Regions from separate parts of the Homo sapiens genome. Here region 1 is linked to region 2. Evidence: chromatin loops called from intact Hi-C (ENCODE). Cell type or tissue: Calu3. All regions are shown on one strand. Links, peaks and the distances in the headings refer to the core of each region. The heading gives the core; the rest is flanking DNA. Region 1 overlaps PPP2R5E (protein phosphatase 2 regulatory subunit B'epsilon). Region 2 has its middle 42 kb from the start of SGPP1.

Region 1 (2,913 bases), core at 208-2,707, 380 kb after region 2:
GATACATCTCAAAATATGAAGGCATTGTTATTTTTCATATTTTGATTGCTCACTTTATTTTTTCAAAGTAATTATTTTTTCATAGCTAAATACGTAAACTGGTTTTTATTTATCTGTCATTTTCCCATTATATTTAAAACAATTGACTCTACTGCAGATTTGGCTCCATATTGTGATCTAAAAACTCTGTTTCTTGCGGCACCCGGTGCTGAGTTCACAAGATTCACTGTGCTTTGTAGAGAGCAAGCGTGTGTGTGTGTGTGTGTGTGTGTGTGTGTGTGTGTGTGTCGAGAATGCGTCAGTGCATGCTTATGGGTTTGAAGTGGCACCTGCATGTGAGTGAGTCTGCTCATTTGTGTTTCTTGAACTTTTTGTTGTATTAATGAGTGCGTTCTAGAGCATTGAGCATGTAGCAGGGGCTGTACGTATTTGGCAAATAACCACATTTGAACTTTTGCCTCTTCCATTTAGGAGGGCCACCTTCTCATTGTTTTTTTTAAAAAAAAAAGTGTTGTGGAAAGAGAGCTGGATTACTAATAATAGAGAGGAAGGCCCTACGGGGTCAGTTTTGCTTCTCAGGGGCCGGTGCAGTGTGTGAGTGTCCCTCGTTCTATGTAATATATATACCAAGTAGAGTATTTTTTCCAAGTACGTAGAATTTTTCCAAGTACCCTATGGTGAATTCTTTGTGGAACGAACATCTTCTAACATGGGATAATGACTGGTTCATGTATGTTTGGTTTTATGTGTAAATTTTTCTTAAAATAATCCAAACTCTCATTAATCCTCCTTGTTCTTATGGATTTTTTTTCATGATGTGCCTCACATCTTGTATTTTGCTTGTACTTACAGGTCATGTTCCTTGGGGAACTGGAAGAAATATTGGATGTGATTGAACCTTCACAATTTGTTAAAATCCAAGAACCTTTGTTTAAACAAATCGCCAAGTGTGTATCTAGCCCCCATTTTCAGGTTAGTAGTAAAGAGGACATGAGCCAGGGAGCATGAGTTATTTTGGTTAAATTTTATTTGTTTCAAAAGCAATGTAATGGACCCTAGCTACCTATTGTTTATTTGCTATCCCCTCACATGATGATAATTTTAATAGTGGCCAGCTTATCTTGAGCACTTGCTGCCTAACAGCCACAGTAATGGTGCTTTCTCTCCAGTAACTTTAATTCTCCTAACACCCTGCAAGGAGGGCATTATGTTTTTTTTTTAAAGACATACAGATGTGAACACTGAAGCTCAAAGTGGTCAAAAGTATTTCAGATAATTTCTAAATAAGTGGGCTGGTGAGGTTTCTCTAGTGTGTAAGAGAGAATGCTAAATAATGTTTAAGAGGAAAAGGAGAAAACCTAATATTCCTTACTATGCTAGATACTTTAGGTACATTATTTATAAATGTCCCATTATCCTCTGAAGCTTTTCTAGATGAAAAAAAAAAAAAAATGAGGCTTGGAGAACAATTTACTATAGGTCCCAAGTTAATAGAGAGTAGAGTCAAATTTTGATCTTTGGTGTAGCTGCTTGCTAAAGCCGGTGACCTTCCCATAGCACTGCTCTGCCTCCTCGTGGCCACTCGGGGCAACACTTTTCTTTCTTGGGGCCATGGCTGCAGTGCTGTGGAACCCACACAGGAGGGAAGAAGGGTAAACTGGGGGAGCACACGTTAGGTTTGATTCTTTGGCTGTCTCACCTAAGGCCCGTTTCATAAACCTAGACTGTGCCTATTGATTGGAAGAGATTGTTCAGACTGTGGTTCTTAGCGCAGAACCAGACCTCTAACGGTGTCATTTGATGGCGGACTTTTTCCCTAAGCTGTCAACTATGCTGTATAGTTAGAGACACTAGCTGCTGCTGTTGTTTTGATTTCTGACCAAAAGACATGTTAATATGTTAAAGCAGTGACTTTATGGCAGTCTAGCAGTTGTACCGCAAAGCAAGAAAAAAGAAGATAGAAATCATGACAAGCCTGAATAAAAATGGAAAAATTACAGAACAGTATATAGATATTTTGATACCACTCAGGGCCTTTAGTGCTCACACATCTGGATTGTTTACCTTATTTTTTTCAGTTTTCAGCAGGATGTTTGGCATTATGGAGGTCAAGGAACAAGTATTTTTTTAAAAATGAGCATCATCGGCTGGGCGCAGTGGCTCATGCCTGTGATCCCAGCACTTTGGGAGGCTGAGGCGGGTGGATCATGAGGTCAGGAGTTTGCGACCAGCCTGGCCACCATGGTGAAACCCTGTCTCTATTAAAAATACAAAAATTAGCTGGACGTGGTGGCGGGCGCCTGTAATCCCAACTACTCGGGAAGCTGAGGCAGGAGAATCGCTTGAAACTGGAAGGCAGAGATTGCAGTGAGCTGAGATCATGCCATTGTACTCCAGCCTGGGCAACAAGAGCGAAACTCCATCTAAAAAACAAAAAAAGAAAGAAAAAAGAAAGGAGAAAAAAAAAAAAAGAGCATCACCAGAAAGGCCTAAGCGTTACTCAGAAGCTTAGAAAAGAGAGGCCATGTCTTTGTCAGCTTGGGCTGCCATAACAAGACTGGCGACTTAAACGACATTTATTTTCTCACAGCCCTGGAGGCCAGAAGTTTGAGATCAGGATGACAGCATGGTTGGTTTCTGGTGAGATCCTGCTTTCTGGCATGCAGATGGCCTTCTTCTTGCTGTATGCTCACGTGGCCTTTCCTGGCATGTGCATACAGAGAGAGGCAATCTCACTCTCTTCCTCTTCTTATAAGGCCCCTGTATTATCTGGTTAGGACCCCACCCTTATGAGCTCATGTAACCTTAATTACCTCCTAAAAGTCTTGTGTCCAAATATAGTCACGTTGGGGATTAGGACTTCAACATATGAATTGTGGAGGGGACACAATTCAATTTGTCGAAGAAAGAAAA
Region 2 (2,913 bases), core at 155-2,654:
ACACTACAGTTTTATCCTTCTATGACGTTTCCAGGTTTTGCTATTATGAACACTTTAGCCAAGAAATTCCCACATATGTTTGTTGGTGTTTGTGCCAAAGTTTCTCTAAGGTAAATACATAGGAGTGAAATTGCTGGATTAGAAATGACATTTTCAATTTTTAAGACAATACCAAATTTTTATCCAAAGTCATTAGCAAAATTTCAGTCACATCAAGAGTGTATAAGGGGCCGGGCGCGGTGGCTCACGCTTGTAATCCCAGCACTTTGGGAGGCCGAGGCGGGCGGATCACGAGGTCAAGAGATCGAGACCATCCTGGCTAACACGGTGAAACCCCGTCTCTACTAAAAATACAAAAAAAATAGCCGGGCGTGATGGTGGGCGCCTGTAGTCCCAGCTACTCGGGAGGCTGAGGCAGGAGAATGGCGTGAACCCGGGAGGCGGAGCTTGCAGTGAGCCGAGATTGCGCCACTGCGCTCCCGCCTGGGCCACAGAGCGAGACTCCGTCTCAAAAAAAAAAAAAAAAAAAAAGAGTGTATAAGGGTTTCTGTGACTCTATTTCCTCACCAACATCAAAAATTGACTGATTTTAGGTCGGGCATGATGACTTATCCCTGGAATCCCAGCATTTTTGGAGGCCCAGGCAGGAGGAACACTTGAGGCCAGGAGATGAAGACCAACCTGGGCAATATAGTGAGACCCTGTCTCTCAATTTTTTTTTAAATTGACTTCTGTAAGCCAGGGTTGATGAATTTAAAATTTTTTTTTATTGAAAAATGTTTGGTTGGGCACAGTGGCTCACACAGTGGATATGGGATCTTGCTCTGTCACCCAGGCTGGAGTGCAGTGGCACAATCACAGCTCACTGCAGGCTCAATCTCCTGAGCTCAAATGATCCTCCCAGCTCAGCCTCCTGAATAGCTGGGACCACAGGTATGTGCCACCCCTTTTCTTTATTTCGGTAAAAACAGTGTCTCACTATGTTGTCCAGGCTGGTCCCAAACTCCCTGGCTCAAGTGATCCTCCTGCTTTAGCCTCCCAAAGTGCTGGGATTACAGACATAAGCCACTGTGCCCAGCCATCATTTTATACTTATTTGAATATTTATGACTGGTTAGCTAAAAAACTATTCAATGAAGCTTTCATCCACAGGAATTTACAAGAAATTCTCCAAAATACTCAGTTATCACTGAGGACTAATGTGCCACCAGAGGGAGCCCAAAGAGGTCGATGAATGTGGCATAGTAGCATTCAAGTCCACACAGGATAGGGGAGTTTAGCTTTACTTAACATTTTTATGGGTATTTTTCACTATTGCTTACATCAAGATCTTGGAGTTTTAATGTATTTTTGCAGTATGTCACATCTTTCCCCCGGTATTTCATTATTTTAATTTTGTTTTTCCATATGACTATGTACAATAAGACATCATGAGATGAAATAACTAGTTCAATATTATACATAAGCCTGGGCAACATGATAAGACACTGTCTCTACAAAAGATAAAAATAAAAAATAATTAGCCAGGCATGATGGCACACCTGTGGTCCCAGCTACTTGGGAGGCTGAGGCAGGAGGATTGCTTGTCCGCGGAGGTCAAGGCTGCAGTGAGCTGTGATTGTGCCACTGCACTCCAGTCAGGACAACAGAGCAAGACCATCTCAAATATATATATATGTTGCCCCTAGAATTTTTTTTTGAGACAGGATCTGGCTCTGTTGCCCAGGCTAGAGTGCAGTGACACAATCTTGGCTCACTGCAACCTCCACCTCCTGGGCTTAAGTGATCCTCCCGCCTCAGCCTCCTGAGTAACTGGGACCACAGGTGCATGCCACCACACTCAGCTGATTTTTCTTTTTCTTTCTTTTTTTTTTTTTTTAGAGACAGGGTTTCACCTTGTTGCCCAGGTGAGTCTTTTTTTTTTTTTTTGAGATGGAGTCTCGCTCTGTTGCCCAGGCTGGAGTGCAGTGGCGCGATCTCGACTCACTGCAAACTCCACCTCCCGGGTTCACGCCATTCACCTGTCTCAGCCTCCCGAAGTAGCTGGGACTACCGGCGCCCGCCACCACGCCCAGCTAATTTTTTTGTATTTTTAGTAGAGACGGGGTTTCACCATGTTAGCCAAGATGGTCTCGATCTCCTGACCTCATGATCTGCCTGTCTCGGCCTCCCAAAGTGCGGGATTACAGGCGTGAGCCACTGTGCCTGGTCTCCAGGTGAGTCTTGAACTCCTGAGCTCAAGCAATTTGCCTGCCTTGGCCTCCCAAAGTGCTGGGATTACAGGCATGAGCCAACATGCCTGGCCTACCCCTGTAATATTTAATGGCCTTCCTGATTCTCTATTCTTAGATTGTTCCCCAGGCACTACAGTCTTGACCTATCTCTAGATGCTGGAACCAATTCTGAAAGTGGAAGTTTACTTCATCGCTCTGGTTACTTCCTACAAGTTAAGCTTGTTTTATTCTAATCTTTTTTAAAACATTTTTTTAGAGATGAGGTCTCACTGTATTGCCCAGGCTGGTCTCAAACTCCTGGGCTCAAGCCATCCTCTTGCCCTGGCTTTCCAAAGTGCTGGGCTTAAAGGTGTAAGCCACCATGCTCAACCTGTCCTCTTCTAATCTTATTGGCTAGACCTAGTAATAGGATTCTGCCACCTCCTAAATCCTCATTGCAATTAATATGTCTTGTGTTTTGTTCTTCATCATCTAGGTGCCTGTCTGAAAACCAGTTCCTCTATGACTGTGATCTCCAAGTGATCACAGTCTTGTCCTGGAAGCCAGACTAGTGATATGCACCTTGTACCTTGCTCCTCAAGGCACCAACAAATAGGAATCCAGAGCAACTTTCTTAGCTGGAGGTTTAGTTTGTTTGTTTGTTTTATCCACACTGTTTCTGGGACAGGGGCTAATCCTA

What was found. A loop is a pair of places that touch in the nucleus more often than their neighbours do. Peaks named below come from ENCODE experiments on the same cell type or tissue, not always from the same donor. Only the 100,000 strongest peaks of a DNase experiment are listed, where the experiment ranks them.
Region 1: it touches region 2 in a loop (7-fold over the local background); 50 of 110 quality-filtered maps call a loop at or near these places.

What each region holds. Positions count from the first base shown.
Region 1 is chr14:63,387,671-63,390,583 of GRCh38, reverse strand. PPP2R5E (protein phosphatase 2 regulatory subunit B'epsilon) reads left to right here. Exons shown (of 14, transcript NM_006246.5): 11 at 853-972. Among named protein-coding and RNA genes, the nearest start is that of GPHB5, 70 kb to the right of the region's middle. In Calu3, for the core only: a CTCF peak has its summit at 1,627; a DNase peak (open chromatin) is centred at 1,583.
Region 2 is chr14:63,768,685-63,771,597 of GRCh38, reverse strand. It overlaps a transcript of SYNE2 not described here. Among named protein-coding and RNA genes, the nearest start is that of SGPP1, 42 kb to the right of the region's middle. In Calu3, for the core only: no CTCF peak of the experiment used is centred there; a DNase peak (open chromatin) is centred at 1,217.